Regions from separate parts of the Homo sapiens genome. Here region 1 is linked to region 2. The links are chromatin loops, found by intact Hi-C in ENCODE. Cell type or tissue: GM12878. All regions are shown on one strand. Each heading gives the region's core, and the rest is flanking DNA. Links, peaks and the distances in the headings are about the cores only.

Region 1 (15,725 bases), core at 10,726-15,725, 190 kb before region 2:
CAAGGAGTTCAAGACCCGCCTGGCCAACACGGCGAAACCTCATCTCTACAAAAAATATTTAAAAATTAGTGAGGTGTGGTGGCATGCACCTGTAGTCCCAGGTACTTGGGATGCTGAGGTGGGAGGATTGCTTGAGGCTACAATGATTACATCACTGTTCTCCAGCCTGGGTGACAGAGCAAGACACTGTCTCAAAAATAATTTTATACTTAAAAAATTTAATATAGGGTATCTGATTCATCATGAATACTAGATATCACGGCTGGAATCCCAGAAAAAAAGGTCATCTAGATTTTACTTAAATGTGTCTAATATCTGTAGGATTAACAGCAGTTAGAATGTGGCTCATTGTGTGGCTGGACAGCTCAAATCCTTCGAAAGCTTCTTGAAGTTCAAACTTCTATTGAGTTCACACTTCTCTATAATGTTTCTCACTGACTGTAAAATACAACTATTTAAACTTTTTTCTACTTTGCATCATAAAATCATACAAGTCAAGTAACACAGTGGCCTTCACTAATTACATACAATTGGCCAACTAATCTCATCAGCATATGATTAGTTCTAAAGAAAGCAATAGAGTATTAAAACAACCTGATTTACCTTTTTTACGTATTAGATTTTGAAAGACTGATATCATCTAGTGTTGGCAAGGATATAAGTAACGAGCATTCTCATCCTCTGTTGATGAGAGGTTGTTTTGTTTTGCTGCTATGTTGTCCAGGCTGGTAACTCCTGGGTTCAAGTGATCCTCTTGCCTCAGCCTCCCAAAGTGCTGAGATTACAAGCATGAGTCACCACACCCGACTGATGAAGGGTTAATTGGTGTACCTTTTCTAGAGGGCCCTTTGTCAATAGGTACCCACATTTAAAATGTACATATTTGATCTAGCAGTTTTACCTCTAAACATTTATCTTGGCCAGGCACAGTGGCTCATGCCTGTAATCCCAGCACTTTGGAAGGCCAAGGCAGGCATATCACCTGAGGTCAAGAGTTTCAGACCAGACTGGCCAACACAGTGAAACCTCGTCTCTACTAAAAATACAAAAATTAGCTGGGCATGGTGGCAGTCACCTGTAATTGCAGCTACTTGGGAGGCTGAGGCAGGAGAATCGCCTGAACCCTGGAGTCGGAGGTTGCAGTGAGCCAAGATTGTGCCACTGCACTCCAGCCTGGGCGACAGAGCAAGACTCCATCTCAAAAAACAAAAACACAAATAAAAACATTTATCTTAATGAAACAGAGAATTGTTCAAGTATGTACATTATCAAGCATGTTCATTGGCTCTTTATTTCTTGTAAACTTTTGAATTGATTTAATTATTCTTCTAGACACAAGTCCTTCATCAGATATGTATTACAAATATCTTCTGCCATTCTGTGGTTTGAATCTTTATTCTTTTACTCATAGAAGAAAAACAATTCTAGGAACATTGGCTAAAATGTTCTCAGTAGCTATGCTTGAATGTTGGATTTTTCTCCTCCTTTTTACTTCTCCATATTTTTCCAGTTTTTTAAGGATTATTTAATGACAATTTAAAACACAATAAAGGGAACGAATTGGTTAAGGAAGATGGTTTATTTAAAATGATGCAAGCTGGGCGCCGTGGCTCATGCCTGTAATCCCAGCACTTTGGGAGGCCAAAGTGGGTGGGTCACTTGAGATCAGGAGTTCGAGACCAGCCTTGCCAACATGGTGAAACCCCGTCTCTACTAAAAATACAAAAATTAACCGGATGTGGTGGTGGGCACCTGTAATTCCAGCTACACGGGAGGCTGAAGCAGGAGAGTCTCTTGAACCTGGGAGGTGGCAGTTGCAGTGAGCCAACAGAGATCACACCACTGCACTCTAGCGTGGGCAACAGACCAAGACTTTGTCTCAAAAAAAAAAAAAAAAGGGTCGGGCGTGGTGGCTTACACCTGTGTAGTCCCATCATTTTGGGAGGCCGAGGCAGGCAGATCACAAGGTCAAGAGATCGAGACCATCCTGGCCAACATGGTGAAACCTCTTCTCTACTAAAAATACACAAAAAATTAGCCGGGCATGGTGGCACGTGCCTGTAGTCCCAGCTACTCGGGAGGCTGAGGCAGAGAATCACTTGAACCTGGGAGGTGGCAGTTGCAGTGAGCCAACAGAGATCACACCACTGCACTCTAGCGGGGGCAACAGACCAAGACTTTGTCTCAAAAAAAAAAAAAAGGGTCGGGCGTGGTGGCTTACACCTGTGTAGTCCCATCATTTTGGGAGGCCGAGGCAGGCAGATCACAAGGTCAAGAGATCGAGACCATCCTGGCCAACATGGTGAAACCTCTTCTCTACTAAAAATACACAAAAAATTAGCCGGGCATGGTGGCACGTGCCTGTAGTCCCAGCTACTCGGGAGGCTGAGGCAGAGAATCACTTGAACCTGGGAGGTGGAGGTTGCAGTGAGCCCAGATCACACCACTGCACTCCAGCCTGGGTGACAGAGTGAGACTCTGTCTCAAAAAAAAAAAGAAGAAAAAAAAAATGCCGGGCGCGGTCTCACACCTATAATCCTTGCACTTTGGGAAGCCTACGTGGGTGGACTGCCTGAACTCAGGAGTTCCAGACCAGCCTGGTCAACTTGGTGAAACCCAATCTCTACTAAAAATACAAAAAATTAGCCGGGCGTGGTAGCTCTTGGCTATAGTCCTAGCTACTTGGGAGGCTGAGGCAGAGGAGAACCACTTGAACCCAGGAGGCAGAGATTGCAGTGAGCAGGGATCCTGCCACTGCATTCCAGCCTGGACGACAAAGCCAGACTGTCTCAAAAACAAAAACAAAAAAACATGATGCAGTTAAAAAGTGACCCATTGAAGAAGTTAGCCAAGACAAGATGTTTGCCACAATTTGCCTTTAATGTTGCATCTGCACCTGCACAAATCTGCTAGAGACACCTGGTGGAGAGTGTTGATAGGTTTACAGCAAGTGTTAGAATGTGCTGAATGTACTTGCTTACTTACAAGATGAGAAATGTACTAATGCACATCCTGGTTCCCTTATTAACTCAGCTTTCAAATAACTGGAAAGAGCCTTCAGATGGGGCAAGCCTAGCTTGCAAGTGGGCTGTGTTTGGGCCTCACTAGCAAATATGACAAAAATTTAGATAGAACAAAAGACAGTAAATTCAGAAGTAGAACTGGGACTTATTTGGGGCTGGCTACATAATTTGTGAGACCTAGTATAAAATGAAAATGTGGGGCTCCTTGTTCAAAAAGTAGGGAGAAAAGTATCCTTACAGGCACATAAAGGAAAAAGAGTTTTACTCTCTTCCATGGTCTCTCTCAACTTGACATGGTTTTTGGGTTTTGGGAGTTTTGTTGTTTTGTGTTTGTTTGTTGCTGTTTGATATCATTATAGATAAAGAAAAATAACAATTTTAATGATTAGTCTGAACTTTAATATTCATGTTTACCTCATGCAATGCCAATTTTTCTTTTTTTCTCTCTCTCTTCTTGCTCTGTCGCCCAGGCTGGAGTGCAGTGGTGCCATGTTGACTCACTGCAACCTCTGCCTCCCAGGCTCAAGTGATCCTCCCACTTCAAACTTCTGAATAGCTGGGACTACCGGCATATACCATCACGCCCAGCTAATTTTGTATTTTTAGTAAAGATGGGTTTTGCCATGTTGACCAGGCTGGTCTCCAACTCCTGACTGCAAGTGATCCACCCGCCTCGCCCTCCCAAAGTGCTGGGGTTACAGGTATGAGCCACCGTGCCCAGCCCAATGCCAGTTTTAAATGCAGATTGGAGAGTATTTAACTCATATGTGGTATCACCAAAATTACATAAATCATTTTTCACAGTTCACACATGAATATATATATTGTTCTTACCATAACAGTGAAAACATTGCAGGAAACTAACTCAACTCTTTTTATTTCACTTCTTGATACCCCGGCATTCTACCAGCCCTCCCTACCTTCAGCTTACTGGCAAGGAACTGAAAAGGAAAGGAACTATGTGTGGTCCTATCTTTACCTTTCCTTTTGTGCCATCATTTCAGCCTATGTGATTGGCTAATATAGGAAAATAGCACAAATAAGAAAGGACATGGGAGGTTTCCTTAGTTTTCCTGTTTCTTAGAATGCCATTGCCTTGTTTTTGCTTTGGAAGCAGGTTCTGGTTCTGGGAACTGTCAGTGCCCCCACTTGCTCAGTCATCAGCAATGTAATGCACTTACCATGCACTTGCTTTGAGTCTCATTGAACCCCCATACAACATAGGTCCACAAGAATTCTGTGCTCACAGGTGCTGTGAACCCTATGTGACCAGAACTGCAAGGGGACGAAGCACACACATTTTGTACATTTCTCCTCCTATTTGGTATGGCTACAATAAGAAGATGATCAAAGTATGATTTCAGGAATCACATGGTTTATTGCCATACAAAGAGATTCTTTTTTTTAATGCTCAAAGAGGGGGGAAATAACAAGAACAAATCTCGCAGAGATTATACTCCGCAGATGAGGTACATTATCCACATAATTAGTTATAATTTCATTTCAAGTCCAGTGATTACAGTTTAGTTGCTTAGAATGGAAGTAGGCCTCTGTGGATGTGAGGGAGATCCGAGACAACTTGTAAGATCCCTGGACACTAGCAAGTGGTGCCAGTGCTGTGTGGGCTGGCGAGGCTTTGAAAGCTAGCTCAAAGGCTGACAGAGATTAGCCCTGTTGCAGCCTGAGCTCTCAATCTGTCTGCCAAAATCTTGGGTTTATATGTGTTTTGGAGTCTAGTCGTTGAGGCCAATAACTCACATATGTGGTCTGGAAAAGTGTGATGTAACATTCTGACAGGGAAGGGGACTATGCTCCATGTTCTTATCACAGCAAAACATCTGTCACTTAACGCAGAAAGTGTTTGGAATATTTTCAGAGCTACGTAACACCTCCATTCATGCACATGCTCCATTGCCCCTCCATTCACTTACAAAACTTATGAATTTGAAGGTAAAATTTTTAAGAACTTCAACATGGCAATAGCAGAACCAAGCATGGCACATTTTTGAGGGTGGAGCTTTGTGAGCCGGCACAGGTCATAAGACCATATAGCCAGCCCAGGACTGGTTTGCTTTTTGCAAATGGGTAAAGGGAGAAAGCTCTTAATCCTACATGTTCAAGGCTCCTTTAAGATGAGGAACTTTGAAAATACAGGCTAGAAAAGAAAAATCATATTTAGAATTATAGGCATTTTGTTAGAGCCAGAACTTGGGCTAGCCTTGAGTATCAGATAGAAATAATAAATACATAAAACCTGTTTTGGCTGGGCGCGTTGGCCCATGCCTGTAATCCCAACACTTTGGGAGGCTGAGGCGGGTGGATCACCTGAGATCAGAAGTTCAAGACCAGCCTGACCAACATGGTGAAACCCTGTCTCTACTAAAAATACAAAAATTAGCCAAGTGTGGTGGCGCATGCCTGTAATCCCAGCTACTCTGGAGGCTGAGTCAGGAGAATCACTTGAACCCAGGAGGCAGAGGTTGCAGTGAGCCAAGATCATGGCATTGCACTCCAGCCTGGGCAACAAGAGCGAAACTCCATCTGAAAAAAACAAACAAACAAACAAACAAAAAACCTTTTTTAAAGGTGTCCATGATCAAAACAGCCGCTCCATCAGACCAGTTTCAAAGGTCTATTTGCATGCATACCCAGGCTTTGAGTTCCCTGGCATTTTAGGAGGACATTTGCAGTTACTTAAGTTTGCTTTAGAAACATGTTTTTCAACCTACCTGCCAACCCAGGTACAATTAGAGCTGCTCAGCATGAATGGTAAAGGTAACAACTTACTGTTTATGCTCTCTTTTTGCATTTAGCACTTAAAGAAAAACATAAAGAAGAAAACTTGGAAATAGGAAGAAAAATGTAGAAAATGTTTGTTTGTTTCTTTCCCATTTGGGCAAACAGCAAATGTGTGCCTCCGTATTTTATCTTTTCTGCCATGGGATGGGCAGTGCTGTTTTTGGTACAGTAGGGGTGTTTAAAGGCTGATGAAAATAACAGCATACTCCGGGCTGTGAATATGAGGCCAGGAGTCATGCCCAGTTTGTGGCCTGCGCTGAGTGTACAGACTCCTTAAGTGGAATGGCTCAGCAGAGTGTATGTACACAGTAGAGATGTGACATAAGCTCGTCTGCATTCTGAGCACTCAACACACAGAGGCAGAAGGTGTGGTTGGAGAGGAGGGGTCAGCAGGCGTCCAGGCGAGTTGCCAGGGTCAAGATTCTCAGCGATTTCTCATAGGTCTCATGAGAGGAATAACTGTACTTGCATTTCTCTTTTATTTCCATTATGCTTTTGTTGCTAGGAAGTTCCTTTTCCTTATCATCTTGATGAATGCACATATTTAGGGCACTTTTAATTCTTTGGGAGATGAAGTGGATAAATGCATCATAAGTAGATAAGTCAATGTGGGTAAGAGTTTAAATTATCGGGCTATGAATGTCATGAGACCTCAGTGATAAGTCCAAGGGATGTAATCAGAGGGTAAAAGCTGGGACAGCTCAGTTGTGGTGAGTGATAGAGATTGCTAGTTGTCCTCAAATGCCTGTTTCCTGGGTGCTAAAACTCCTAGTTTTTGGCTGCGTACATGGCTTCTGAGAATGGAAGCTTCCCTTGTAGCCGCGTGTACTCATGTGACAAGGTTCTGGCCAAAGGAATGAAAAATCATTCACCCTTTTCTTGTTCTTTGTCTTTCCCTCTATCTTGCTGCCCAAAATGCAGATCCTGTTGTCACAGTCTGGAGATGGGAGAGCAGTGAGATGGAAGGAGCGTGAGTTCCTGAGGACTTTAGGATAGAGCCGCCTTTCAGCTCTGGACGCACTTACCACTCCATTTCCCTTAAGCGAGGGAGAAATCACTTCTATCTTACTTAGGCCATTGTTATTTTGTCATTTCTGCCTCTCCTAGATAAGCCTATTGGTTACTGATACAGAGTATTACTGCAGACTTATTCTTGCTGGACTTCCTCCGAACACAGGGCTCCCTTAGGGACCTGTGTTCATTGAGGTTCAATAGTTTGTTTTTCATACTCCAATCATTTTAACACAGCAGAAAACCCTTTACGAAAATACTCATGCCTTGGCACTTCACAATCTCATGCCAGGAGCCTGTTACAAAAGGGGTCAGGAGCCACAGCAAAAGATTGGCAACTGATACCCAGTACAATGATCTTCAGACTCTACTGAGTGTAGGACCCAGTCCTTAGGAACAGTTGGGCTGAGTCAGAGATGATGCTAAGTAGAAGCAGATGGCTGGCGGAGTAACAGGCAAAAGGAAGTGTAGAAAATGTATTAAAGGCTGGGCGCGGTGGCTCACGCCTGTAATCCCAACACTCTAGGAGGCAGAGGCGGGCGGATCACGAGGTCAGGAGATGGAGACCATCCTGGCTAACACAGGTGAAACCCCGTCTCTACTAAAAATACAAAAAATTAGCCGGGCGTGGTGGCAGCGCCTGTAGTCCCAGCTACTCCGGAGGCTGAGACAGGAGAATGGCGTGAACCCGGGAGGCGGAGCTTGCAGTGAGCCAAGATCGCGTCACTGCGCTCCAGCCTGGGCGACAGAGCGAGACTCCGTCTCAAACAAACAAACAAACAAACAAACAAAACAAAACAAAACAAAACAAAACCCTACAAATGTATGATTCCATTTATCTGAGGTACCTAGAATAGTCAAATTCATAGAGACAGAAAGTAGAATGGCGGTTGCCAGTGCCTGGTGGGGGGATGGGGGAAATAGGGAGTTATGTAATCGGTATGGAGTTCGGCAGATGAAGAAGTTCTGGAGATGAATGATGTCACTGGTTGTACAAGAATGTGAATGCACTTAATGTTACTAAACTGTACACTTAGGGTTAAAATGGTACATTTTAGGTTATGTATATGTTACCACAATTTTTTTAAGTGAAAAACCTGGCTGGGAGTGGTAGTTTATGCCTGTAATCCCAGCATTTTGGGAGACCAAGATGGAAGAATCACTTGAGCCCAAGAATTTCAGAACAACCTGGGCTACACAGTAAGACCCTGTCTCTACAAAATATGTTTTTAAGTAAAAAAAAATTATCAAAGATGCTTAAAGATAAGCAAATCTGAATGATTTGGGTTTTATACTTTTCTTTAGCTGGGTGGTTTATTGAAAGAACCAAAAAAAAAAAAAGTAAAATGGACATGAGTCAGGCACTAACAGACAAAAATTGAGGGTTTAAATCAGTGCTGTATAGAAATATAATGCAAGCCACACATGCAATTTTAAATTTTCTTGTAGCTATATTCACAAAAGCACAAAGAAACAAGTAGAACTAATTGTGGCAATATATTTGATTTAACCCTACATACCCAAAATACCATTTCACATTAGAACCAATATAAAGAATTATGATGTTCTTATTTTTAAATAAAATTTAAACATTATTTTAAAATAAAATCCAATGTGCATGTTCACAGCACATCTCAATTCAGACTAGCCACATTTCAAGTGCACAATAGCCACCTGAGGCTAGTGGCTACCATTTGGGCAGTGTAAATCTAGATTACCTGTAGATTAGATAATGATTCTCAGGATAATCTGCATAATCAGATCATAATCATTAGAATTTAAAGAACCATAGCACTAAACTGCCACATGCATGGCCTACCTCATGGTATATTAGTGTGATAAATTGATTTTTAAAAATCTGTCTTGGTGGAAAAAGAAACAGCTACAAATTTCCGAGTTTAATGACACTCCTGCCTATATCCTAAGGGAAATAATGTATGAACTCTGTCTTTTCATTATTTTGCCTACCTTGATACGGTTATTTAACCACATGATGAGTTTGTCCCAACACCTGTCCTACTAATTTACTATGGTCATAGTTTGAGCTTGTTTGAAAGATTGAGGGTGATAAGCCATCTTGACATAGAGCTTCCTGCTTTTAGAAATACTTGACCCAACGTGGGTGAATTTAAACATTGCGTCTCAGGCAACCCATTCTCAAATCCAGCTGGAAGGACTGAGCTTTTGCTATAGGGAGAAATAGCCAGTTTCCTTGTATTCTAGTTATTGTAAGCTCTCATTCTTTCTCTGTTCCATGAGAGTGGAAGAAAAGTGACTTAACCATTACTTTCCCCTCTTACCTCTTTATAGGGCTGATAGCCAGGACTTGAATATTAGCTTTGGTAATATGCCAATGCTTGTTCTGTCACAAAAGTCCATGGCTTACTTTCAACATTAAAGTGGTTGTTTGACATTGAGAATTTAACTGACCAACTGTAGGACTAATTCTCAGCATTATAGCAAAGGTTTCTGAAGTGTTTTGGAAATAATGGGTAGAAGTAAAGATGTAGTTGATACTGCATATTACTTCTTGTTCAGCTTCTGAGCCTAATTCCTTCTGTCCCCACTTATTTAACACTGACAATGTGCCTAGGCAATGGAGATACATAATATATGAAAATCCCTGCCTTTTTGAAGCCAACATTCTAGAGGGAGAGACTAACAAGACAAATTAACTTCTATAAGGAGGCCATGGGTACTATGGAGGGCAAAACAGGGAAGGAGATGGGATGTGCAGGATGGGGTGGGGAAAGGTGGGTGGCAATAAGTGAAGATCATACTGATACAGTGACATTTGAGCAAAGTTTTGATGGAGATGAGGGAGGGAAATGTGCTGATATCTGGAGAAAGGTTTCCAGTTAGAACAGCAAGTGCAAAGGTCCTGAGGCAGAGGAAGCATGCTTGGCAAGTTCAGGGCACAGCAAGAAAGGCAGTGTGGCTGTAACAATGTGAACAATCTTAGCCTATTGGGCTGCTATAACAAAATGTCATGAACTGAGTGGCTTTTGAACAACAGAAATTTATTTCTCACAGTTCTGAAGGGTGGGAAGTCCCAGATCTAAGCAGATTCAGTGTCTGGTAAGGGCCTGCTTTCTGGATTACAGACTGCACCTCTTGCTGGCCCTGACGTGGTGAAAGGGTCAAGGGCTCTCTCCCAGGCCCCTTTTATAAGGGCACTAATCCCAGTCATAAGGGTTCCACCTTCATGACTGGATCACCTCCCAAAGGCCCTGTCTCCTAATACCATCACCCTGGGGGTTAGGATTTCAACATATGAATTTGGTAGGGGAGGGATACAGATATTTAGACCATAGCAGAGAGTAAGAGAAGATGAGAAGGAAGGGTGGAATGTGGGCCTTATAGGCTATATGAGGACTTTGGCTTTTTCCCTAAGAGAGCCGAGGAAACATTTGGAAGCATTTTTTGCCTTTCCTTTTTAAATTTATTTCTTTTTATAGGTTTAGGGGCGTAAGTGCAGTTGTGTTATTTAAATACATTGTGCAATGAAGTCTGGGCTTTTAATGTACCCATTACCCAAACAGTGCACATTGTACTCCATAGGTAGCATCTCATCCCTTACCTCCTTTCACACTCCCACCTTTTTAAGTCTCCAATGTTGATTATTCCACTGTGTGTCCATGTGTACCCATTATTTAGCTCCCACCTTTATGTGAGAACCTGCAGTTTTGACTTCCTGTTTCTAAGTCATTTCATTTAGGATAATGGCCTCCAGGTCTATCCGTGTTGCTGTAAGAAACATGATTTTTTTTTATGGCTGAGTAGTATTCTATATGTATATACCGCATTTTTAAAAAATCTATTCCTCCGACGGTGGACACTTATGTTGAGTCCTTAACCTTGATATTGTGAAGAATGCTGTGATAAACATGAGTGCAAATGTCTTTTTGAGGTGATTATTTTGTTTTTCCTTTGGGTAGCCCAATAGTGGGATTGCTGGATCGAATGGTAGTTCTACTTTTAGTTTTTTGAGAAATCTCCATACTCTTTTCCATGGAGGTTGTACTAATTAATATTCCCATCATCAGTGTATAGGCATCTCTTTTTCTCCACATCCTTGCCAACATCAGTTTTTGTTTTTTTTACTTTTTAATAATGGCCATTCTGACTGGTGTAAGATGGTATTTTATTGTGCTTTGGAGAATTTTGAACAGAAGAGGGACATGATCTGATCTGTGTTTGAAAAAGATCACTCTGGCTTCTGTCTTGAGAATGAACAGTATGGAGGCAAGTTAGAAGTTTATTGCAATAATCCAGGTGATGCATAAAAAGGCATGGAGCAGGGTGGGGTATAGGACAGTGATGTGGAATAGCTGAATTCTGGATATATTTTTGAAAGTGGAGACCAGAGAGTTTCCTGAGTGATTGCATATAGGTTGTGAGAGCAAGAAAGGAAGGGATGTTGACTTGGATTCCCAAAGACTGCTCTTCTTGATGTGCAGTTGAGGCTCTCTTTGTACTACTCTGTGTCTAAGTGACCTGGCAGACTAATCTCTCTATCCATCCTCCTGTAAAACACAGACTGATGCAAAAGACACTTGACTTTCATGGCCAAGAGGCTCCTCTGTAGAACACCCCTCCATCACTACCTCCAACTCCTGTTCCCATCAGATAAATTGCCTGCATACCAAGAATTGTTGACCGGGTGCAGTGGCAGCACTTTGGGAGGCCAAGGCGGGTGAATCACGAGGTCAGGAGTTGGAGACCAGCCTGGCCAACGTGGTGAATCCCTGTCTCTACTAAAAATACAAAAAATTAGCTGGGCATAGTGGCAGGCATCTGTAATCCCAGTTACTAGGGAGGCTGAGGCAGGAGAATTGCTTGAACCCGGGAGGTGCAGGTTGCAGTGAGCCAAAATCACACCACTGCACTCCAGCCCAGGTGACAGAGTGAGACTCCATCTCAAAAAAAAAAAAAAATTGTTTACTTCTTTCCACAACTCTATATTCCAATTTTATTTCTAATAATTAAATTAATATAACGTAAAGTAATGGAGTGTGGGTTTGAAAACAAAGAATTGGAGGCTTTAGTAAGTGTGGGTAAAGGTGAACCAAAAAATTAGTTGGTAAGAAAACTGTGGCCAGGCGCAGTGGCTCATGCCTGTAATCCCAGCACTTTGGGAGGCCAAGGTGGATGGATCACCTGAGGTCAGGAGTTCGAGACCAGCCTGGCCAACATGGCGAAACACTGTCTCTACTAAAAATACAAAAATTAGCCGGGCATGATGGTAAGTGCCTGTAATCTCAGCTACTCAGGAGAGTAGCTGAGATTTATGCTCAGCTACTGAGGCAGGAGAATCACTTGAACCTGGGAGGCAGAGGTTGCAGTGAGCCAAGATCGTGCCATTGCACTCAAGCCTGGGTGACAGAGCAAGACTCTGTCTCAAAAACAAACACCACTGTAAAAATGGAATATTTTTAAGTTCTTCCTCTACAGAAAATAAAACTAGAAATCATAGTCACCTGGTTGTGGCTTCTGCAAGAAAAACAATGCAGACCCATCAGAGGCACATGCTTAAAGAAAGGGCTTTGGCTTTTCTGCAAAGATTGATGGTGAATAATATACATTATAGATGTTCACAGAATATAATGATTCCCTCTTCCATCCAGCTTTTGACCCCTCCAATTGAGAAATTTGAGCCCTAGGAGTTCGAGACCAGCCTGGGAAGCATGGCAAAACCCCATCTCTACTAAAACACAAAAATTAGTCAGGCATGGTGGCATGCACCTATAGTCCCAGCTACTTAGGAGGCTGAGGTGGGAGGATCGCTTGAGCCCAGGAGGTTGGGGCTGCAGTGAGCCATGATCATTCCACTGCACTCCAGCCTGGTGACAGAGTGAGACCCTATCTCAAAAAAAAAAACAAAACAAAAAAAAAAAAAAAAAAAAAAAACGAAAAGAAATCAGTATGTTAAAGAGATACCTCCACTCCCATGCTCATTTTGATATTATTGACAATAGCCAAGATATGAAATCAACCAAGATATGAATGAATGGGTAAAGAAAATGTGGTATTAATATGTATACACAATGGATACTATTCTGCCATAAAAAAAGAAATCTTGTCATTTGGATGACCCTGAAGGACATTGTTAAGTAAAATAAGCCAGGCACAGAAAGACAAATACCACACGGCCTCACTTACACATGGAAACTGAAAAAGTCAAACTCACAGAAGCAGAGAGTAGAATGGTGGTTATCAGGGGCTGGAGTGTTTGGGAGATGTTGGTCAAAGGATAGAAAATCCTAGTTAACAGGAAGAATAAGTTCAAAAGATCCTATGACGTGGTGACTATAGTTAATAACAACGTATTGTTTACCTGAAAATTGCTAACAGATTTTAAGTGTTCTCACTACACACACACACAAAAAAATGTAAGGTAATGTTAGTTTGATTTAGCCCTTCTGCAATATATACATATGTCAAAGCATCATATCATATGACATAAACATAATTTGTCAAAAATTTTTAAGTGTAAGGACATTAGAAAATAAGATTGTTATTTTCATGCATTTGTAAATAGAGGATCTGTAGAAACATCCTTTGGCCCCCAGGGGGCGTAGGGCAGAATGAAGTCAGAGCCGAGGATTTGATCCCTGCAGTTGGCACTCTCTGGTTACCAGGCCTGCCACAGAGAATACAGAAAAAGTACTTTATGTCCACTTCAGAGAACATTCACTGTGGGATGCTGGTACACAAGGGTTGTATATATCTAAAGTCCACCTCTGGTTTTTGGTAAAGTGTAGTAAATATGCAAAAATTGCAGAAACCTCTACTCATTGTACTCTTTTGCTTCTGTGTGTGTATATGTGTCTTTCTGTTTGTCTGTGTCTTTCACTGTGTATGTGTGTGTGTGTGTGTGTGTGTGTGTGTGTGTGTGTGTGTATCCCTGTCTCTCCCTGTCTCTGCAAAGGGGGAGCCCACAGTGTTCCAGGCTTTACTTCCTATAAGAAATACAAGAATACTGTTAAAAGTACATAAACTTGGCTAACTTACGCAGATTAAGTTCTAAATGTTCTGCCAACAGGCTAAAATTGCAGATTTTTCCCTTCGAGAGGAAACAAAACTCAAGCAAACCCCTCCTGTATTCTCCCTTATATTTCAGAGAAATTTCTATCGCTTAGATGTTTAGCATAGTTTTACTAATTTAACAGGATTTTTTCCTCGTTCATCAATTTTTTTTTTTTTTTGAGACAGTCTCGCTTTGTCACCAGGCTGGAGTGTAGTGGCACAATCTCGGCTCACTGCAACCTATGCCTCCCGGGTTCAAGCGATTCTCCTGCCTCAGCCTCCTGAGTAGCTGGGACTACAGGCACACACCACCAAGCCCAGCTAATTTTTATATTTTTAGTAGAGATGGGGTTTCACCATGTTGGCCAGGATGGTCTTGATTTCTTGACCTCGTGATCCGCCCGTCTTGGCCTCCCCAAGTCCCGGGATTACAGGCATGAGCCACTGCTCCTGGTCAATATTTTATTGAAATGTTTCAAGCAGCACTAACAGCACAATATTCACTGTAAGAATTTCATACACCAATATAATTGCTGCATGAATGTCATTTATTGAAATTAACATTATTATGAATACATAATGGAAAAATACTCCTCAAAAGAGGAAGGTGAATGTTAACCAGCAACAGGACAAAGCCATCCTCAAAAGACAGAGATAACCGAAACAGTTTCACAGTTCAGTTTATACAGGTACACCGGGGTTAGAGTTCCTCTAGGTATGCGTCTCTGCAGGTGCCAGGTTTTGGACCAGGAGGCTCAGGAATGTCTCCAGCCGCTTCCTGGATCTGTATGCAATGAGTCCTCCCTTGTTGGCCCACCGATCCACCCCAGCAGCACCCTCATTTTCCACGTGGTACACCAACTGTGGCAAATCAAGCCCTGTTTCTGGATTTCTTTCTAAGCATTCTTTCAAGTCTACTATTCCCCCACCCATGGCCCTCAGTATGGCATGAGCAGCACAAGAGTCCCATTTGAATGTGGTATCTTCTGAAAAGATGTAAATGTCAACGAGGCCTTGGACAACACATAGGCTCTTATAACCAGCCCCAGCTGCCCCAAATATGCGATCTCCACACACACGTGACAATGCAGCTTTGATAGTCTCCTTTTCACTTGTACTAATTACGGCTGAAAAACTGGGGGAGAATGCTGCCTCAGAGCCGGTGTTTCCAGTGTGTGTTTCACTGCCGTTTCTTCTAGAGATGGTGAGCTGTAGTGAATGCATGTTGGTCCCCATGTAAGAAAGGCCCCAATAGCACTGTCCTTTCCACCTGTAGAAGAAAAATTTCAATTGGTGATGATTATCACATTTGTTTTTCATTACTCATGTCACTTTCAAACTTAATGATACGAAGAAATACACAATTCATCATAACATGGTGAATCTTAACACCTTTAAGTCTAGGAATAGATATCAGGTAGCTAGTTTATTTCAGAAAGTTACTTATATGCATGCAGCTGCCTGAGTTGTTGCAATTAGAAATGCTTTCAATTTTATGGCATTATCACATCAATCTAGGACAACACTAAAACATTTATGGGGTTTCCAGCTTCCAGAACCATTGCAAAATTTCATTACAACTTTTAGTATTTAAAGTTTAGTAGGGAAAAAGGAATAGAAAAGTGATATCTCTTTTTGATCTGCAAATATTCTACAATCCCTATAACAAGTTTTTCTTTATTTGGTAACTCCTTTTCATTCTCTTATTCACTAGTTTCACGTTGGCTTCCAACACAAAGAAAGATGGACTCAATGTTATTAGTTTTGGCAACCACAATAATTATAGCACCTTCCCTTTATCAATGCTTAACTTACTGTCTATGTTGTTACATATTTACAGATAAGGAAACAGGCTTAGAGAAA
Region 2 (14,164 bases), core at 3,949-8,948:
GGATCAAATGACATTGGTTAAACAGGCAAACAGAAATGGACATAATTTAAATGTAGTGTTCTTTGTCTTTCACCAAAAAGGAAAAGCTACAAAATACTGTATATATGACTTTGGTCAGTATGAAGGTCACCGAAAGAACACTACTGTAGGGACCTTAGAAACTGAGAAGTCGGTTTCATCCTTAGGCACTTAGAGCACACACACTGTACAGCTGGTCACTGACAGGATGGGCTCAGGATGACTCCATGTGGTCACACTTGGGGCCAAAATTTCTCAATAGAGAGGCAGAGAAAATAACATTGTTAAGAAATGAGACAATGTTTGAGATTCTAATAAACCTGAATAAAGCGGTATGGTATGATTTTATCTGTGAACTGGGCTCTACCTCAGTCATCTAAAAATTGTGATTTTGGTTGGGCATGGTGGCTCACGCCTGTAATCCCAGTGCTTTGGGAGGCCAAAGTGGGTGGATCACCTGAGGTCAGGAGTTCATGACCAGCCTGGCCAACATGGTGAAACCCCATCTCTACTAAAACTAAAAAAATCAGCCAGGTGTGGTGGCATATGCCTGTAATCCCAGCTACTAGGGAGGCTGAGGCAGCAGAATCGTTTGAACCTGGGAGGCAGAAGTTGCAGAGAGCCAAGATCGCACCACTGCACTCCAGCCTGGGCGACAGAGTGAAGACTCTGTCTCAAAAAAATAAAAATTGTGAATCTATATGTAAAGCATCTAGAACTTCCCTTGGAACGTGGAACATGTTCTGTGTTATTTCCATTTCTTATCTCTCCAGATTGTCTCCTAAAGCTACTAACATCTAATTATTAAGTGTTGTATTATATCTCCAGATTATAATTGAGGAAAGAGAATTATAATCTAAGAATGACAACAGTAATTTAGGATTTTGAACAATTAGATGATAGACTAACTGTTGAACAGGCGATAGATGTCTTAAGTCCAGGTATCAATACTTCATCTCATTTACCAGGTCCTCCAGGTAGAGGAAAAAAACCACACACATACACAAGCAGGTATTTCCCTAAGCCCTTCTGGGCTTCACTCTGGCTACCAGGTGGCTTCATCTGGCCACTCCTATTTATGGCCATGAATGTTGACCTTCAATCTGCAGCAATTCCTCCAGCACCATAATATAAATCCTCACAGAAAAATGAAAAGGAGCTCTGACCAACTAGTAAAGAAAATCTGATCTAGAACCTCTTCCCGCTTTATCATTTTGTTAAGTTGGTAGATAAGCCCCAAATTCTAACCACCTCCTCCAGTCACATTTCTTTTGCAAACTCCTGTGCATACGTGTGTTTAAATCTGTTCTATTTATGCCATTACTCTTTTATCAGTTTGATTCACAGGCCTTGGTCACAAACCTAAGAGGGTAGAGGACAGCTTTTTTCCTCCCCTACAAATTCAATTTCTATTAGTCTTTATGTAGTAAAACCACTTCATTTTAGAACAAGTAGGAGGCATAAATTAATAAAAGAGTGTTAAGTGCTGTGCACTGAATTAAATTCTAGGCAGCAGTATATGTAATTTTGAGCACTGAAAAGAATCATTACTCTGGTATAGAGACATGGAAGAACAGTGTTCAAATTCACTAGGACTCTAGGTCAGAGGACCAAGAAATTCAGAAAATTTTGCCATTTAAAGTTTCATAGTTCTTTCATGATCCATATACTCCACATCTTTACCTAAAGAGTTACTGTATGGTTCCTATTTTCTGTGGCCTAACAGTACAGTGTCTTGGGGGAAGAGAGGTACATTTAATGTAACCATTTTTTAAAGCCCTGTTTTTACCCAATGGACTTAATTTCTCACTAATACAAGGAAATTTCCTCTCCCATCAAGTGAGTCTCCTTGGCTCACCCATTCTCATTTCCTACTCCTAGTCCTCCTTTAAGTTGAAACACACCACCTCGCCTTTATCTCCACCCAGCACCCTTTCCCCTGTTCCTTACTTAAACCCAAGTACTATCTTTGAGGATAGGGGAAGCCGTATCTCCTTATTGCAGACTTCCTAGTCCTCCTCCCGCCCTTCCTCAGAATTCTGTTCTTGAACTGAAGTCTAGTCTTTAATTTATAAATGCTGTCTCCCCAAATGAGATTAGATATTCCTCAAGGGCAGGAGTTATTTTTTTCTTTATTTTGTACAGAACAGTTCTCTACATCAAGGCGATTAATGAATGCTTACTAAAGTTTTCCTATTTATCAACTATCCATGTGCCTATAGTATGTTAGATGTTGGGAAGAACACAGTGAAATTTACATAGTTCTGCCTCTTGCAGGCTGTTTACATGCAAAGACTACAAACTTGCAGTAGTGTTTGGGCCAGTGTTTTGTTGGGCCAATGCAGTGTTGAAACTGTTCTGAATTAGAATATTTCTAAGCTAGGCATTCACTCTTTGGGTCACATATCTGTTACTCCCTCCCATTCAGCTTCACTAATTTATGTTACCTTCAGCCCCTTGTGAAACACTCTTAATTTCACAACTTTTAACTTACAAGGAATAAATTCATTCTTAAAATACAAGGCTCTTCCCATGTGAGATACTGATTAGAGTTATTTACTACTGCCAAAACTTTTAACATTATAACACCATGAGTGGTTCTACTTCTCAACCACCGACTTAGTGCATGTTGTGCATAGTATACTTACTATATGGAAAGTATAGTAAGAAAGGCTCATTTTAAAATTCTCAAATCCAAGGATAGATAGCGTATTCTAATGAGAAAGAAAACAAAACTGCTCAGCAACATTTTGCTCCCTTAAAAGCAAATGATTTTCAAGCTGGAAAGTATGGAAACCTCACTAAGAGAGAACTAAGGTGCAAGCAGAAGAGGTCATTTTAAAATAGTCCATGCCTTCACATTCTGGTGAATTATATTCCAGGGTACCAAAAGAACCTGCAGATGTCAGCACAGAACTATTCTGACAACCTCTATAAAAACATGGAGAAGAAGGGCAGTCTCAAGAGACTAGAGATTCAAACAGAACTTTTTTCCCCCAGTGTTTTTATTTTTAATATTCAAAATTAAAAGAAAGAATTAGAATTCCTAGACTTTACAGACTAATAGTTTGACATCTATCTCTGGCAAAATTCGAAACTTAAACATTAAACAAGGAAAAATGAGGGGTGGAGGAAAAGACTGCGGATTTCTAGGAACTAACAATTTGCTAAGAATCATTCATTTTTAAACTAATGTTATTTACTTTTGTGGTAGATCAGGGAATATGCAAGATCTTTACTTTTCAGCAAGACATTTTTCTCATAATGTCCTTATGGAGAAGACTGCTCTATGGACTAGAATAGTTTGATAAGAAAGGGCTGAGTCCAGCGAATTCATTAGTTCAAGCAAAATCTACTGAAGGCCAACTAGATTTCCAGCCATTATCGTACTTGGCACTTTCAATACTTTGAATTTTAACAACCACCCTGAAAGGCAGATGTTACCTCATTTTATTGATACTGAAGTTTCTCAAGGTCACAAAGCTAATAGGTATCAGGGCCAGACTCCAAAACCAGCCTCCAAAAATCCAGGACCATTCCTACTGTGCCACAGGTTTCTAGAGGTACCACGGTCACAGTAAAAGGACTTGTCCTATCTATTATCAGTGACTTGAATGTCTGGTGAATAAACTCAGCAAATGTGTAGGTGACACAAAACTGAAAAGTAGAATTAACATGATGAATGACATAAGATTAAAACGTCTATCTAACAAACTGCAAACCATACAGAGGCTTTAAGTAATACAAGCCAAGAGAAAAAAGAAATTCAGATTCAAGAAATGCTTAACTGCATAATTTAAAAATTAATAAAGCCTACCTTTATTTTTGTCTCCTTTGCTTGACAGCAAAGCACACGGGGTATGGAGGTGAGGTTTTTAGTCAACTTCTGAGTATTTACTACAAATGCCAATTAAGCAATAGATTATTTTATTTGAAGATGGCAGCTCATTGCACCCTGCACTGTTTGGGTTAAACTGACTTATTGAATTCAATTTTGGGCTAAGGATCTTTAGCACAGAGAGGGGTCTTAGGTAAGGAAGGAAACATAAAAACTAGTATTTATTGAAGATAACTAACATTTACTGACTCCTAGGCACCTCTACTAAGTACTTTATTAATATTATTAATTTAATCCTCACAGTAACCCTAGGGTTAGACAAAGTATATTATTCCCATTTTACAGATGAGAAACTGAGGCTCAGGGATCTGAAAGGCTGTCAAGCAAAGGAGACAAAAATATTATTTTGTATCACTTTAGACCTTTCATTTCTTAACTATTTTTGGGTCATGGACCCTTTTCAGACTGACTAAAGTTTCAGATCCTTTTTGCAGAAAAATCTTGTTTCTAAGTTCACAGTTGGAGCGCTATTGGCCAGGTAGGACTAATGAGAAACAGGTACTGCTTCCTAAGTGATTGTCAGTTCAGCGTAAACAAGGCCTTGCTAACAACAGAAAAGGAGGAACCCGTCAAAATGTAATGAGCTTCCTGTCACTGAAGTGTTCAATCAAAATGTGGCTGGCCTGTCAGGAGTGCTACAGAGGAGATAATAAAATGGATTGGAGGTTGGTCTACAATTTTAAAGCATCCTTTTGTTACAACATTGTGTGGACCTAAATAAGTAATGATTATAATTTTTGTTTAATGGCAAAACAAAATTAAAAACTGAAATTATTCTTCCAGACCATTCTGCTTGAAAGCAGAATGCCTAAATAATGTTATTTGCCATCTATTTATGATAGCCATGTTAGGTGTTTGAAAACAGCCTCATCCAAAGGGAAAAAGGAATAGCCAACTGTTGATCTTGGTTTGATTTATACTTTGTCATAATAAAAGTAGATTCCCTATTCCTCCGAATTCTTATCTAAAAATTTCCCTGAGAGAGCTGCCACATACACTAGATCCTAAAAAGATGGTCTTTGATAAGAACATTTACTAGTTTACAATTTTATGTTAACCTAATTCCCTAAAGGATAGGGGAAGGGCTGGTGTCAGACCAGAGACAAGAGAGACAACTCCAATTGTTCCGCTTTGCTTCTTTGACCCCTTAACTCATGGCTAAAGGATCTTACCCGTCTACTCCTCTTAATTTCTTATTTGCATCATTTCACCTCAATATTCAGCCTCCCACAGCTCCAAAGAGCACGAGAGCTAATACTTTGCTCATGATATGCCATTCAGAGCACAAGCCTGACAGCTTGGCATATCAATGCAATGTTCACGGGCAAATCTCTTACCTGAAAATCTTCACTCACTCTTCAGGTAGGCAGCAGGGTGGAATTGCAACTCATAATGAGATACCTTTCACTGGGAAGCCCAGAACAAAATTGAAGGGGTAGGGGCTAACTCTTCTCGATTAGGGGACGGAGATGTGAGGCTCTATCCACGGCAGCTGGCTGAGAACGGTCTCGTTTAATTAAAGCCTCCTGTAACTCATGGGTTTCTGCCATTGAAAAATCTAAAAGGCACAGCTGACAAGCAAAGACCGACAGACACCCGCCCTTCACCAGTCACCCACCTCCCAGATGTTCACTTACACAACACGTTGCCCGGCAGCTGCGCGCCCATGGCACGTCCGGACAGCCGTGGGGTCCCGGAGGCAGCCTGCGCTCAGGCCCGGGGCGGGTCTCCGAAGCTCCCGGAGCAGCCCTGTCGTGGGAGGGGGGCTTGCTGGCGTCTGGGCGGGCGGCAGCTGAGGCCGGGCGGGGGCAAAGTGCAGTCCAGCTGCCAGGGCAGCGGCGCCGCCTTCTCGCCGGCGCCCGGCTCAGCCAAGTGGCAGCATGTGGAGGACGGGGCGTCCTTCGGCGGCGCCCGGGCTCCCGGCCCCTCCTCCTGCCGTCGCCGCCGCGCCCGCCGCGCGCTCCTCGCGGGTTCGCGGCCCGCACCTGGCCTCCAGATGGCCGCCCAAGGGCGCTCGGCTCCAGGGCGCGCCCTCTGGGAGCGACCCACGAACTTCGGGTGGCAGAGGGTTGCCTCGATACTTCCTCAGGCGCAGGGTCCGAGGCAGGGGCGGGCGGAGCGGAGCTGGGCTGCCAGCCGGTTGGTCTGGGCCACCGCCCTCACGCCCCCCGCAACTACCAAGCAGCTGCCGGCGCCGCAGCGGGAACAGACCCGCAAAGGTCAATGAAAGCAGAAGCCAGCGAGGCATCGCAGAGGTCAATGAAAGTAAGAGCCAGCGAGGCATTTCGCTGGCCCTGCCCCTGGTCTCGGCCCCCTGGGCTGCGAACTCTCCTGAGCTCCGCCCTGGTGAGAGGGGGCGCTGCCCTCCAAGGCCTCTCCCCCGCGGGGCCTGCCTTGGGACAACAGGTGCTGGGCCGGGGCACTGAGCCCGCCTGCAGGGGGCCCCGCAGCCTGGCCGCGGCCTTCCCAGCTAAGGGTTCTGCGCTTGGGCCGGGCAGAGCTGCCAGACCTGCTTTGACCTGAAACCCCACTCTCGCAGAGCTAGGCCAGGGATTCCGCCCTTCCCACCTCGTTTGCACCATGAGTATGCAGAGCAAAAGTGTTGGAAGTACTTAAACATTTAAAGGACATATCCATTTTATACTTTTCCATACAGAAATACTCAAGAACATTTTCCAAGCGTGTTTCTCTTTCAAACAAAGTATCTCTAAAGGCCATTTTCTCACTCTTTAAAGCATTGAATACCACTGCCTCAAAACATGGCCATTATTGAGTTACACTTCCCCGCACAGTCCATGTGATGCCTGCATCTGCCCAGCATGATTTCTAGCAATAGTAAAAGTCCCAAGAGAACTACAAAAGAACCATTATTTTCCTTGTGTTCTACAACGGATTAGTCAATGCGAAATTCATGCTTGAAGGGACCTTAGTGATAATTTTGACTCCACATTACAGATGAGGACACAGAGGCCCAGAGTTCAGCAGTACAACGAAAGAGAGTGGAACTTAAAAAACTAACAATCTATAAACTGAGACTTAGCTCTTTGAAGGTACATTATAGTAAAAAATAAACCTAGATTGCAGAAGAGTTGAGAAGTTTAAGTTACACAAAAATCTATCCCAGAATCTCAGATTTTAAATGAATCAAGCATTCTTATTTTTATCCAGGCTTAAATTAGCTAAGGTTATATACAAACCCAGTGGCCCAGAAATGTAATTTTTCTTCATGCTAGTATGATTAATGGGATTGGAGTTGGTACATCCTGACAATCATAGAATGTAAGTATACCTATATTAATTGATTTTTCTGATAAGTATCATTTTTTTTTTCTTTTTTTTGAGATGGAGTCTTGCTCTTGTCGCCCAGGCTGGAGTGCAATGGCGCAATCTTGGCTCACTGCAACCCCCACCTCCCAGGTTCAAGCGATTCTCCTGCCTCAGCTCCTGAGTGGCTGAGATTACAGGCGCCTGCCACCATGCCAGGCTAATTTTTGTATTTTTAGTAGAGACAGGGTTTCACCATGTTTGCCAGGCTGATCCCGAACCCCAGACCTCAGGTGATCCATCCGCCTTGGCTTCCCAAAGTGCTGGGATTACAGGTGTGAGCCACCGCACCCAGCCAGTATCAATTTTAATGTATACAAATTGATTATACTTACATAAAACAAATTATTCAGTTCTACATATTTCAGGCACACCATGCTAAATAATTATGCTCAAATGCAAGGTTCCACTTTTAGGCCTAGTTCTTCACTTAAGTTATGTAATTTTCTTGTGCTCTTCCTTCCCCAGCTTTAAACTTCTATCAACCTAGTGCTGGAATCATCCTTAGGAGACCCCTGGGTTCCACACTGAGGGGATGGCGTCAGTTCTTGATGTGATCTAGGCAGAGGAGACACTTAGAAATTTGTGTTTTTTACTTCCCAGTTACCAGGTCAGAAGGAAAGAAAAAGTGGGTGAGAGTCTCTGGCCTCCATCAGAAGAGAAACCCATAAACTTGAAAATTTCTTTCACTCAGTTTGAGAACAAATTGGACCAGCCTTTGGTCTACAGATGAAGCGGGCCATGAGGGAGCGAGGCCTACACACCGAGCCAAGCTGCTCCTGCCAGGCTGGAGCCTGACCCTTCCTTCGCCATCATAGGGCTGGCCAAGCTGGTGGGGGAGACCCAGGTCAGGTCTGGCAGGGATGACTAAGGGAGGACCTAGCCCGTGGCCTCTGCCATCTGCCCGGCTGCCCTCATGGGTGTGCACTGGAGAGAGTAGAGCAGGAGGGACAAGCCTGGGGCTGGTGGGGAGACCGCACCACCACCCTTCTGTGAGTGGCCCTCTCTGCTCTCCTCTCTGTGGGGCCTCTCTCAGGTCCAGGCCAGTGTGAACAGGTACTTGCAGGTTGGGCCTGGAAAATAGCCTTGACTTCTCTCCTCAGGACTGCAGGCCATGCTTCTGGTCAAGATGGTGCCATGTAAGACTTGGAGGGAAGATGCGTCGAGGGAACTTGGCGCCCTCTGCCCCTGGGATTCGGGAAAGCTGGCTCTCCTCCCAGCTGCCCAGCCTAGAACTGGGAGTCAGGGCATAGCATTTCTGCCCCTCTGTCCTCACCTGGGCTTGAACAAGGATAGAGGCAACAGGAACCAAGAACTCCTCAAACTGGTGGTGGCAGAGACAAACTGCAGGATTTTGAAAGTGCTGAGATAACTTTTTAAAAGCTGGGGAATGAAGTGAAAGGGGTGACGAAGGACCCAGCGATGGCCTGAGGTGAATGTGGTTAGGGTGAGGGGCCGTAGCAAGTGTTTAGTGGTTTTGTTTTCTCCAGAGTTCATAGAAGTAAAACTCATAAAAACAGCAATGATAAAATCCTGGAATTTGAACATAAGCAATCTCACCCTAGGGTCCATGCTGTTGACAGGAAACAAATACTGAGCTGGATTGAGGATTGCATTTTAAATAGTAAACTTGCAGTTAGCAGAATCAAATCAAGGCACTCACATACTCTTTGCTCTGTAAAGAACTCCCATTTCCATCCCCAGCCCCATAAAACTTCCACGTCAGACAGACAGACCACAGAGGTACATAGCTGACTCCCGCCACTGGTTTCTCTACTTAAACGAGCACCTTTAACTTCCATTTTTGCCTCAGGCAGACCAGTCAGAGCTTGCACCTCTGGGAGAAGCAAGGGAGGTTATGCCGGCGAGGCAGAAGGGACCTCCTTTCTAAAAGTACTCTAAGCAGTGAGATGATGTGGCCTTGTCAGGAAGGATCCGGGCCCTGGGATTCACTTGTCTGCCACTGGGGCTCTTACAAGCATATCAGAGAGTCAAATGTCTCAGTTGGTTTTCTGATAATGAAGTGGTGAGGACTGGAGAGGGGGATGGCATAGTTTGCGAGTGTTCATTCACATGGAGGCTAGAGAATTCACGTACGCTAGAGAGAGGTAACGCAAATCACAGAAAAGATTTATAAAGAATAGAAAATGACACTAACTCCCCACCTGCTCCCACCACCTCCACCCCTACCCCTAGAACTTATCTCAGGTTACAAAATAAGAAGCCAAAGCCAACTGAGTGGGTAGAGGAAAATGTAAATGCAAACAAGATAAACTTACTGAGGAGACAGAAAAAAAATACCATTATGGGATATGAACCCTGATAGAATAGCACATAGGTATGACCATTGAGGAAACTCATTTTTAGATTCTACCTCTTTGTTTCTCATATAATAACAGTCCACTGGTCTAGGGAAAAAAAAAATCTTTTAGTGGTTATTGGAAAACATGGCTATTTCTTACATATATTTCTCACTGATTCAGGTTTTATGTGCTAGTTTTTGTGTGTTCAATCTAAAATGGCCTCTCCAAAACAGTGAACTTACCTCGTATTTGCTAAGATTTTATTCGGATTTGGCTGAGAGGCCCAGATATCTTCTCTGAGTAGGCAACAGACACATTTTCATGTCAGACCCTAATTAAGGCTTTAGGATACAAAGCTTTAAAAATTCAGAAGCAGAAATGGTGTATTGATTCTTTAACACTTTCTGTAACTCAAGACACCTAAAAATGTTTCTTGATGAAGAACTAGGAGTGGGTATGAAAATGATGTCTTGGCCGGATGCCGTGGCTCATGCCTGTAATCCCAGCACTTTGGGAGGCCAAGGCAGGCAGATCACGAGGTCAGGAGTTTGAGACCAGCCTGGCCAACATACTGAAACTCCGTCTCTACTAAAAATACAAAAAAATTAGCCGGGTGTGGTGGCAGGCACCTGTAATCCCAGCTACTCCGGAGGCTGAGGCAGGAGAATCGCTTGAACCTGGGAGGTGGAGGTTGCAGTGAGCCGAGATCACACCATTGCACTCCAGCCCGGGTGACAGTGCGAGACTCTGTGTCAAGAAAAAAAGAAAATGTCTCATACTTTACTCCTGAAACTTTTCCTGAACTATTTTTTACTACTCCTAGTTGTTTCTATGCCCAAGCAGGCTTTAAAACCTTGTTGTGAACCTTAATGACACTGTGGGAAAGACCTCTTCTTGTTTACCATTTTCCCAGAATCAAATTGCAAATCATTAGATTACCTATATAGCCAAACAAGTGAAAATGTAAACCTACCAGCAGAGTTGCTGTTCTAGCCCATTCTGTGCTACTGTGACAGAATACCTAAGACAAGATAATTTTTAAAGAACAGAAATGTGTTTTCTCACTGCTCTGGAGGATGGGAAGACCAAGATCATGGCACAAGCAGGTTTGGTAGGTTTTCTGGTGAGGGCTGGATCCTCCAGAGGTGGGGAACCCTAGCTAAATGCCACAAGAAGCCTCGTTTAAAGGGGTTTTAATCCCATTGACAAGGGAACAGCTCCAAAGGCCTAATCACCTCTTAAAGGCCCTACCTCTTAATCCTATCACATCGGCAACATCTGAATTTTGGAGGGAACATTCAAACCATGGCAGTTTGCCATTATAATATTTTAATATATATCATGATATGCTTAAAAGCTCTTATGAATTAAATTTTCCAAATGGTACTGTAGGCCATTGTAGTCTTACTCATTATGTCACTGAAGTGAGAAGTGATTGACATTATCTTCCTTATGTGGAAGACAAAAATCAAATAGCCCCTCCAAGCTTCTCACTCCTGAAGAAAAAAATTCTTTAGTTTTTCTCACAGAATTTCCTTTACTCACATTTTGTTAGGCTGCTCTAGACCCATTCTGGTTCTCCAGGTGTAACTAAATGTCCGGCAACCCAAACTAGGGAATAGTTCCAAATAAGAGTTTAATGCAGAGCATGAGACTATTGTGGAATAGTATCTCCTGACCGTGTAATGTATAATCCAGTTCTGTTCATTATATTTACAACTATATAAGCTGTCAACTATACCATCAGTCTATTTCTTCTCACTTGTTTGGTTCTTAAAGTTGTTCTGCATTCCTTTTTGTGTTGAGTTTGGTCTTTAAGTTTACTGATGTGCATCTGTCCGTAAACAAGCCTCATCTTCCTATACAAGATCTGTCAAAAGATCTTTACGCTGAACTTAAGTACATTTTGAAGTCTTTAAAGCATCATTAATAGACACTATATTTCTATGGTATAAGTAGATTTAACAATCCCCAAAGAGGTAGACGTGCCTGGAAATAAATAAGCGTCTGATTTTGTTGTTGTTGTTGTCTTTTATGGTTACCTATATTTATTCTACCACCCCTACCCCCACCACCAAATTCTGAGCATCTTGAGGATAGGAACTATGTACTCCATGTAATCTATGTATCTTATGTGCTTATTTCCAACACCTGACACAAGGAAGGCATGAAATGTTTGTGGAGTTGGGCATGATTCTTTGCTTTGGTGCTTTATATAATTTCATCTCAGTTTAAACAGAGAAGAACATTACTGCTTGGGCCCATGAATCCAAGCTTCTATAAGTCTTCACCTGCATTTATTTTGATAACCATTTTTGGCATCAAGATGGGGCCAACTTTTATTTGCTTACAAATGTGAGTATAAGACATTGTTAAAAGTCATATAAATACTGCAATAACCATTGGTCCAAAATTTGCTATTTCAAATTTCATATTATATTGTATGTTCTGTTTTTTTTACTTAGGGCATATGTGCCTTTCAGTATGAGTCACTTTCCATTGTTTCACTGCCTTGGGTGTTAAAAACAATCTGTCCCAATTTGATCAACATAGTTTAGCTTCTCCCTGGAATTATGGACTTTCACATATTTATTAGCTCATGATTTTTAAATTAAATATTTGACTAATATACCTTGAAAGGGGGCATAGCCACATAACTGAAGACATTAGAATATTTATCCTGAAGAAGTTAAGGAGAATGAGAAGAGAAATCTGAGGGGTATTCATATGGACAAGGGACTGTATTTAATCTGCGCTGCTCTGATGGGCAGTACGAGAACCAGCAGGAAGAAGTCATGGCAGTGTTGGAAGTAAATGCTCAGTGCCACCAAGTGAAAACAGTCCTCAGGCAAAAGTTTTCTCAGCAAGGCAATTTACTTCTATAGAAGGGTGTGTTTTGTGGATGGAGCAATGGCGAGAGCACACCAGACACGGTGGGGGAAGGGGGTCTTATTCCTAATGCAGCTAGTCCCTACTGCTATGTTTTTCCCCTATTGGCTAGGGTTGGACCACACAGTCTAAGCTAATTCTGACTGGGCTATTTTAAAGAGAGCAAAGGTAGGAGCCGGAGTGGCAGGGTGAGTAGTTTTGGTGGGAGGGATGGTTACAGAGCAGGTGACTAAGGATGACTAAGGACAGAGCAGGTGACTAAGGACAGAGCAGGTGACAGAAGCTAGGAGGGGGTTGTTTACTGAAACTAGGGGCAAGAAGACGTAAAGAACAAGAAAGTCAGACTTTAAGATGGAGAACAAAGAACAGGGAAGCTGAACATACTGACATATTGGTTCTTTGGAGAGAAACTCAGAACTCACTGTACTTAACAATTTTCTCGATCTTGAATTTTAAAGGAAGTTAACAGGCTAAACTTTGAAGAGGAATTTACTGTATCCTCCAGCAGGGAGTTCTGGATTTAATTAAGAGAGGACTGTCTATTGGTTATAACTTAGAAGACGATGGTCTGGTTTGTGAAATGGTGAGCTTCCCTTTCAACCAGAAGTCAGATGATCTATCTGGGAAGCTATGAGGGAGATTTTTACAAAGAATAAAATTTCTCAAAGCCAAGATTCTATCATTTTAGGAGTTGTTTCACAATATAAATTCACGTGCACTTGGCATTTGAACTACATTCACCCCAGTACTACAGGCATTATCTTGACGTCTTACAGTGTATGCCCTCTATGAGGACAGAGTGAGTTCTGCTGTGGTCCTTGGCTAAGGAGGCAGCTTTCAATCTTTTGAACATTTTTTCTTAGAGAGCAAACCAACTGCCAAATGTTGAATGAATTGGTACTCATGAATTCCAGATAATTCAACATAAGAAACTATCTATGTACGAATATTTTATGGTTTGTGATATTTCACTTAACTGCTAACCTCATCAGATGTAGTAGAGAATTAACTCTAACTTAGAGATAATAGTTACTATTTATTGAGCATCTACTATGTGCTGAGAACCATAACAGCCCTTCACATGCCATCTCATTTTTATTTTATTTTATTTTTTTTGAGATGGAGTCTCTCTTTGTCACCGAGGCTGGAGTGCAGTGGCATGATCACGGCTCACTGCAACGTCTGCCTCCCGGGTTCAAGTGATTCTCCTGCCTCAGCCTCTGGAGTAGCTGAGATTGCAGGTGCCCACCACTGCACCCAGCTAATTTTTTTGTAATTTTAGTTGGGACGGGGTTTCGCCATTTTGGGCAGGCTGGTTTCCAACTCCTGACCTCAGGTGATCGGCACGCCTCAGCCTCCCAAAGTGCTGGGATTCCAGGCGTGAGCCACTGCACTTGGCCATGCCATCTCATCTAATTGTCACACTAGCATTGTGAGGTATGTATAATTTCTGTTTTAAATATGAGAAAATGGAAAAAATAAGGTAACTGTTAATATGTGCTAGAACTTGAATTTGAACCAGGCCTGAGTCCAAAGCCAGTGCTCCTTCTATTATTCTGTGTTGCTTTCCAACATCTCAGGTGTCCTCAGAATGGCCTGCTAAATCTGGCCCTAGTTCTGGGCAGCAAACCTCCTATCTAATTCCTAATCCCTTAATTGTCATGAGCAGTATCCATTGTAAAGGTATGGAGATTTGAAAAAATGATGGGTTGTCAACAAAACTGGTGGACTT

The links. Hi-C counts contacts between places; a loop is a spot of excess contacts. Peaks named below come from ENCODE experiments on the same cell type or tissue, not always from the same donor. Only the 100,000 strongest peaks of a DNase experiment are listed, where the experiment ranks them.
Region 1: it touches region 2 in a loop (2.6-fold over the local background); 2 of 110 quality-filtered maps call a loop at or near these places.

What each region holds. Positions count from the first base shown.
Region 1 is chr2:190,370,251-190,385,975 of GRCh38, reverse strand. It overlaps INPP1 (inositol polyphosphate-1-phosphatase), which reads right to left. Exons shown (of 7, transcript NM_001128928.2): 7 at 14,311-15,132. The coding sequence ends at 14,574. Among named protein-coding and RNA genes, the nearest start is that of MFSD6, 30 kb to the left of the region's middle. In GM12878, for the core only: a CTCF peak has its summit at 13,403 (motif pointing right); a DNase peak (open chromatin) is centred at 13,539.
Region 2 is chr2:190,172,499-190,186,662 of GRCh38, reverse strand. AKAP19 (A-kinase anchoring protein 19) reads right to left here and starts at 5,800. Exons shown (of 2, transcript NM_001042519.2): 1 at 5,554-5,800. RefSeq lists an enhancer at 5,047-5,846 and silencers at 5,625-6,074, 6,345-6,444. In GM12878, for the core only: a CTCF peak has its summit at 6,322 (motif pointing right); DNase peaks (open chromatin) are centred at 4,437 and 6,752; H3K4me3 peaks cover 2,339 bases; H3K27ac peaks cover 403 bases.